3 separate regions of the Homo sapiens genome follow, and all the other regions are linked to region 3. The links are chromatin loops, found by intact Hi-C in ENCODE. Cell type or tissue: MCF 10A. All regions are shown on one strand.

Region 1 (2,500 bases), 1.3 Mb before region 3:
TTTAAACAATGATCTACTTTATTTGGAATAAATTATCAAATAAGTAAAGTTTATTTTTAAATAGAAAATAAAACTAGTACTTTTCCACTAGTTCACCTGAATGCTTAAAAACTCTCTTGCTTTTTGTTTTAACAGAGTTTAATTCTCTCTTTTATTGTGATAATCTTAAATAAAGCCTGTCTTTCCTGTTTAATTTTATCCGGTGCAATTTTTCTTTGACAACACCAGGTGCTGCTCTATGATTTTTATTTTTGTCTCCTATATTTATTTTTTTATTATGTACTTCGCAGACAGTCTTCAGCTATAATCCACTCTGATTATATATGTCTGTATATCTATTATATTAATTAATATGACATATTATGTTAATATATTATAGTACATATTAGAATATGTAATATACAATAGTATAGTGTGTATACTATGGTGTATATTATATAACATACTAATATTGATATGTTGCATATTATAGTATATGCCATGCTATTATATATTACTTGTAATATATAATACTTTTTAATTTTGTAGGCCTGTTAGTGTTACATTGTTCTTTGAAGGGGAGGGGAAGCATTCTCTAAAATTCCGATTAACTCAGTCCTTTAGTGCGCCTGTGTCTGAGAGCGCTGTTCTTTACAAGTGTTTCTCCATAGCTTTTTCTCACTGCCCCCTACTTTTTTCCCTGGCTGCTACATTCCCAATCTATTTCTCTGAAGCCATGTGAAGCCGTGCCTATGCTCCAAACAATTTGATCTTTATTTCTACATCTCTCTGGATGAATCTGTTGTAGGATTTTAGAGTAGCAGGATTTCCAGTGACCTCAGTTCTCTGATGGCCCCAAGAAAAGATGTTGCTTATCAGTTCAACCAGTGTTTTCTTTTCTTTTTTTTTTTTTTTGAGATGGAGACTCGCTCCTGTCACGCTGGCTGGAGTGCAGTGGCGCGATCTTGGCTCACTGCAACCTCCACCTCTCGGGTTCAAGCGATTCTCCTTCCTCAGCCTCCCGAGTAGCTGGGATTATAGGTGTGCACTACCACACCTGGCTAATTTTTGTATTTTTAGTAGAGATGGGGTTTCGCCATTTTGGCCAGGCTGGTCTTGAACTTCTGACCTCAGGTGATTCACCTGCTTTGGCCTCCCAGAGTGCTAGGGTTACAGGCATGAGCCACTGCTCCTGGCCTCAACCAGTGTTTTCTTACTGTTAAGATGAAGTAAAGATTTCTAATCTAATTAGATTAGATATTCTAATTATTTAAGTATTATTAAATAATTAAATATATTTTTCCTTTTATTAAATACAAATCGATATTCTAATTATTTAAGTATTATAACCATTTCTTACTTTTCTCTTCCCACCATCTGACTCTCATATATCTGACCCTCATGTCAGGTCATTTAGGACCAGACCTTCATGTCAAAGAGCTTGGTAGTCTGAATTATACAAATGAAATTCCTCTTGAAACACCAGAGATTAAAAACATATTTGATGTTTGTGTCATTGTACATTTTTTTCACCAACATGGGAGTAATATCTCAGTACAAATCAGCATGAGAAACTAAGTTTGGGTGAAGAAAATATGATTTATACAATTGGACAATATTAGGAGGGGTTCAAATTAAACGAGCATAAAAAATGTTCTCTTACCCACTCTCATTACAGGATTCCACAAGTTATTTTGAGAGATAATAAAAAGAACATATAATTTATTGCTACATATATGTGTGTGTGTGTGTGTATGCATATATATGTGTGTATATGTAGAGAGTGTGTGTGTATACATATATATGTGTGCATATGTATACGTGAGTGTATATGTGTATGTATATGTGTGTATATGTATATGTGTGTGTATACGTGTATGTATGTATATGTATGCATATACATACACGTATACATACACACACAAATATATATATTTGTATTTAATTACTTTCAACAGTTTTTTAACTATATCCTTACCTAACACAATTCTTCCTGATTGTGGTACTTAAAACATTTATGGAAGGTACCAATATTTTGGTAACTGCCTTGGGAAAATATGTTTATCAGTACCATTTACAGTGTTATTTTTAAATATTTAATTTTTTGATGTCTGTTAAGCATTTGAAAAACATTGATTGTGATATAAATGGTAATTAATATTTTAAAGTAAACATAAACAAGTTTATGTCCTGAGGTGGGGGTATAATTTAGTGGATTCTGTTTGGACTATCTTAATAATCACAATCACTGTAAAGGTAGTCACTATGAGATCAGGCACAGTGGCTCACACTTTCAGAGGCTAAGCGCTTTCAGAGGCTGAGGTGGGAGAATCGCTTGAGCCTAGGAGTTTGAGACCAGTCTAGGCAACATAGAGAGACCCCTGTCTCTACAAAAAAAAAAAAAAAAAAATTAGCCAGGCATCGTGGCATGAGCCTGTGGTCCCGGTTACTCAAGGCAGGAAAATCACTTGAGCCTGAGAGGTCAAGGCCACAATGAGATGTGATTTTGCCACTGCACTCC
Region 2 (2,500 bases), 2.0 Mb before region 3:
TGGTCTAGTGGTAATACATTCCCTTAGCAATTATTTGTCTGGAAAATGTTTTATTTCTCCTTTCTTATGAAGCTAAGATTGGCAGAATATATAATTCCAGGTTGGAAATTCTTTTCCTTAAGAATGCTGAAAATAGTACCCTACCCTTTTCTGGCTTGCAAGGTTTCTACTGAGAAGTCTGCTGTTAGCCTGATGGGTTCCCTTTGTATGTGGTCTGACTTTTTTCTCTGTCTACTATTACGATTTTTTATTTAATGTTGACATTGGACAGTCTGGTGACTTCATGCCTTGGTGATTTTCATTTTTTAAAAAATATCTCACAGGTACTCTCTGGATTTCTTGTACCTGGATATCTACCTCTCTAACAAGACCAGAAAAATTTTCTTATATTATTCTCTCAAATATATTTTCCAGATTGTTTACTTTTTCTCCTCTCTCAGGAATGCAAATAATTTGTAGACTTGGTCTCTTTACATGTCCAATATTTCTAGAAGACCTTGTTAATTAAAAATAAAATTTTGTGTACATTATTGTCTGGCTGGGTTAGTTCAAAAGACTTGTCTTCAAGCTTTGAAATTCTTTTGTCTGCTTTGTTTGTTCTATTGTTAAGGCTTTCAGTTATATTTTGGAATTCCTTAAGTGAATTTTTTAATTTCAGAAGCTCTAACTGATTTATTTTTAAAATGTTTTTCTCCTCCTTCATTTCCTAGATTGCCTTAGAAGTTTCTATGTGTTATTTTACACATTGTCCTGGATCCTATTGAGTTTCCTTGCAACCCATGCTTTGAAGAGCTAGTGTAATCCTTTGGTGATTTCAAAACATTCAGATTTTTAATGATGTCAAAATTTTTGTGCTGGTTCTTTCTTATCTGGAGATGCTAAAACTTCTAATTTTTGTGATTATTTTCATGCAGATAAAATTGTTTTCTTTTCTTTCCAAGTTTTAATATTATTATTTATTATATATTACTATTATTATTATTATTTTCTTCCCCTTCATCCCTGCGTATCCTATTAGAGAATGTCGGCTAGAGTATTTTGGTTTTGCTTCTACAGCTCTATTCATTTCTGTCAGCAGGCTTTTTATTGGCCTGCGCAGTTCAACCTACAGGCCAGTAGATGGCAATGATAGTTAAAGTCCAGCTGCTGCCAATGTGGATGGGTATATACTTCATCCTTGTTTACTGGGAGGTCTCTGTCACCACACTCAATGGGCTGATCCAGTGCATTGCATAGTTTGAGCTCTCTTCTCAACCCTGAGTGGTGGGGGTGGCAGGGGGCAAGATGGGTGGGGCTGTATCAGGGGAACCTGCCACCAATATTTCAACATAGGTTCTTTCTATTTTCCATAAGTGTCAGCTGGCTGAGAAATAAAGAGAAAGAGTACAAAGAGAGGAATTTTGCAGCTGGGCCTCTGGGGATGACATCACGTATCAGTAGGACCATGACACCCACCTGAGCCTCAAACCAGCAGTTTTTTATTAAGGGTTTCAAAAGGGGAGGGGGTGTAAGAACAGGGAGTAGATCAGATACTTCAAAGGGCAAAAAGGAGAACTACTGCCAAGGGTCCAACAAAGATCACACGACAAAGGGCAAAAGCAGAACTACTGATAAGGGTCTACTTTCAGTGGTGCACTTATTGTCTTGATAAACATCTTAAACAACAGAAAACAGGGTTCAAGAGCAGAGAACTGGTCTTACCACAAATTTACCAGGGCGGAGTTTTTCCCCACCCTAATAAGTCTGAGGGTACTTCAGGAGACCAGGCATATCTCAGTCCTTATCTCAACCACATAAGACAGACATTCCCAGAGAGGCCGTTTATAGACCTCCCCCCGGGCATGCATTCTTTTCTCAGGGTATTAATATTAATATTCCTTGCTAGGAAAAGAATTTAGCGATATCTCACCTACTTGCACTTCCATTTATAGGCTCTCTGCAGAAAGAAAAATATAACTCTTTTTGCCCGACCCTGCAGGTAGTCGACCTTATGACTGTCTTCCCTTGTTCCCTAAAAATCGTTGTTATTCTGTTCTTTTTCAAGGTGCACTCATTTCATATTGTTCAAACACACATGTTTTACAAACAATTTGTAAGTCAACAGAATTATCACAGTGGTCCTGAGGTGATGTACATCCTCAGCTTACAAAGATAACAGGATTAAAAGATTAAAGTAAGACAGGCATAAGAAATTATAAAAGTATTATTTGGGAACTGATAAATGTCCATGAAATCTTCACAATTTATGTTCCTCTGCTGTGGCTCCAGCCGGTCCCTCCATTTGGGGTCCCTGACTTCCCACAACAGGGCTGGACCAGATAATCCTGCCTACAAGTCACCCAACGGCAGTCACAAAAAACAGCACTGAAGAGTGTCTGGTAGGTGGCCACCAAGCCCCTAGCGATGTGCCTAGGCATGGATTTGGGGAACCTCCTCAGGCCCAAGTTCTCTGCATGGTGCAGGGAGGCCACTGAAACTCCTAATCCAAGAGAATAGGTGC
Region 3 (2,500 bases):
AGTCTAATTTTAAGTGAAACTTCTTGGTGTTTTATAACATATTCTCTAAAATGCAACACTCAAGTAAAACATCAGAACTTGATTTTAAACTTTGATTTTAAAATATTTTATGTTAGGAATTATACTGAAATAACTTCTTTTTGGTGATGTTCCATTAAAAATGTTTCCCTTGCAAGTCTAGTTAATTTCAAAAGTAAAAGTATAGAAATAGATTCACATGGTTTATATTTTTAAAATAATAATATTATACATTCCTTCAATTTATAAGGACTTTCTTGAACGATTTTTCTTTTAGTGAATTATTAATGAAGTTTATAGATTTACTGTAAGCCAACATTTAAAAATGAAAATTTAATTATAAAAGGTCATGGAAACATATTTTTGACAGTATATAAAAAGAGATTTTGAATAAAATTATCAGATAATGAATCATTAGAAATTTCTAAGAACATTATTTAGACACAATGATTTATATTATAATGGTGATAATGTAGTCTTTTTATTTTGTAACTGAGTTTATAAACTCTAAAATGAGTTTGCAAATGCTCATGTGGTCAATCAATATCAGTAAGAGTGGCAAAATGAGTATCAAAGTCAGATTTTACTCTTAAGTGCCGATATATAAACTCCACACATGGTATCTTTTTAGAAATGATTTGCATACATTTAAGTTGGTGTGGACACACCTTCAAAGAGAGGCAGAGGTGTATGAATTCCTAATGAGAATGAGAGTATAGTCACCAATCAGAACCCTTCCTCACATTCTCCAAATCGCTTGTATTTCACCATTTCTCTCCACGCAGCAGAATTTTTGACATGGGACATTTCTTGCTCTCATTCTTTCTTTCCTTCCAATTTACTGTAAGGCATTAAGTGAAACTTCTTCAGCTATGGTGTGTGGCACAAAAACATCGCAGCGCAGGAATGCATGGAATAGAAGGGTCCTTTCCCTTCCAGAACTCTGTAAGCGTCAAACGCCGACCCTTGGCTCCATCTCCCGCTCCCCTGACCTCTTGTCACTGTGCCATTTCCCTCCTGTGCTTTCTGCCCACTTGGAAAATATCGTATATCCTTTACAAGACCGCTACTTTCTCTCCTCTGTTCACATTTCTCCATTACCATCCACATTTTCTCAAAACATTCCGACGGGTTTTGAAGTGGGGTTTTCAACCTCCCTCGACTGTGATAGCCGAAGTCCCTTCAAGAAAGAAAAATGATGTTGGAAATACTAGTAACAAATAAAGTATCACGGAAATCCCCACCCAAGCGATACGGTTTCCTTGACGCGCCCTTAACCAAGGCGTTAAGTTTAGCCTGACAGCATCCCTCCCTCCTTTCGGTTCCTGGCCTGATGAGCCGCCTCCACCTGCGAGCGGTGCAGGCATTTTTGTTGTCGACTAACCCCCTCTAGCGCCGAACTGGCGGCATCCGAGCCGCGGCTGCCAGGCCGGGAGAAGGCTGGGCTTGGCCGGGCTCTGCAGCGCTCCGGGCTCCGTCCCTGCCCTGGGCGCCCGCCTCCGCCGCGGGGCGAGGTGGTGGAGACCGCGGACGCCGAGGGTCCTCCCAGTCAGCACGCCGCGTTGCCCCGGCCCTGGGGCGGGGGCCGCGGAGTCCCACCAAGTGGCCCGCGCCTCGGCTTCCGGGAGACCCGAGCGCGGGGAGGGAGTGGGTGCCGCGAGGGGGCGGCTCGCGCGGGGAGAGCCGTCAGCCCACGGCGCCCCTGCGCTGCTGTGGATGTGGCCACGCGCCACTCGGCCCTTGGACTGCTAGGAGAGCGCGGCCCGACGCCACCACGCCGTGGACGCTCGGGGACCCCTGAATCCCAGCGTCAAGGCTGCGACGATGCTCGTGACCTCCACCGCGAAGTCACCTCCGCAAGGCGACGCAAGGACCTCGGCGATCCCGGGCGCCGTACACCCGCCACTTTCCAGCCTCATGTAACCCCCCCTCTGCTGCTTCCTCCCGGCGCTTTGCTTTTCTACAACTGGAAGCCGCGAAGGCGGCTACTGCGCTGAGCCGCTCGCTCTGCTGGTCAAGTTTGGGCGACCCGCGCGGAGGAGGGTCGGGCTGACTGCCGCCGCTGAGCTGTCCCCGGACGGGAGCGCCTGTCCACGGCACTCACCCCCTCCAGCGGTGGAAATGTGGAGAAGTAAGTGGGAGGCGGTGTCGGGAACTGACTCCTCTTAAAACGGTCGGCGCCGCTGCTCTGAAATGGGCGGCTAAGTGCTTGTGGGACTAAGGGCGGCCTCAGAGATGCCCGGAAAATCGCTGCCACGGCCAGAGTGCGGCGCAGACGCGGCAGAGTTGGAGGTGTCCGCGGTGCAGGCTGCTGCCCACGCCGCTCAGGCCAGGTGCTGAGGGCTCAGCCCGCGCCTCGGCCGAACCACTCTCAGCCCCGTTGAGCCACCTCGTCCGCCCGGCTTTCATCGCACCGGCCAGAGGAAAGTTCCCGCGGCCCCCACGCCTCTTCACAGCTGCAGCGCCTCCCCTGCTTTTGGCT

The links. Hi-C counts contacts between places; a loop is a spot of excess contacts. Peaks named below come from ENCODE experiments on the same cell type or tissue, not always from the same donor. Only the 100,000 strongest peaks of a DNase experiment are listed, where the experiment ranks them.
Region 1: a loop joins it to region 3, with 8 times the contacts of the local background. A loop is called at or near these places in 2 of 110 quality-filtered maps.
Region 2: a loop joins it to region 3, with 7 times the contacts of the local background. A loop is called at or near these places in 4 of 110 quality-filtered maps.

Annotation. Positions count from the first base shown.
Region 1 is chr3:95,521,376-95,523,875 of GRCh38, forward strand. No RefSeq gene overlaps it. Among named protein-coding and RNA genes, the nearest start is that of LINC00879, 580 kb to the left of the region's middle. In MCF 10A, no CTCF peak of the experiment used is centred here; no DNase peak of the experiment used is centred here.
Region 2 is chr3:94,861,770-94,864,269 of GRCh38, forward strand. No RefSeq gene overlaps it. Among named protein-coding and RNA genes, the nearest start is that of LINC00879, 75 kb to the right of the region's middle. In MCF 10A, a CTCF peak has its summit at 1,105 (motif pointing right); no DNase peak of the experiment used is centred here.
Region 3 is chr3:96,811,913-96,814,412 of GRCh38, forward strand. It overlaps LOC124909397 (a long non-coding RNA gene), which reads right to left and starts at 2,495. Exons shown (of 2, transcript XR_007095974.1): 1 at 2,123-2,495; 2 at 1-1,198. RefSeq lists silencers at 1,518-1,587, 1,648-1,767. In MCF 10A, CTCF peaks have their summits at 1,411 and 2,133; DNase peaks (open chromatin) are centred at 1,399 and 2,179.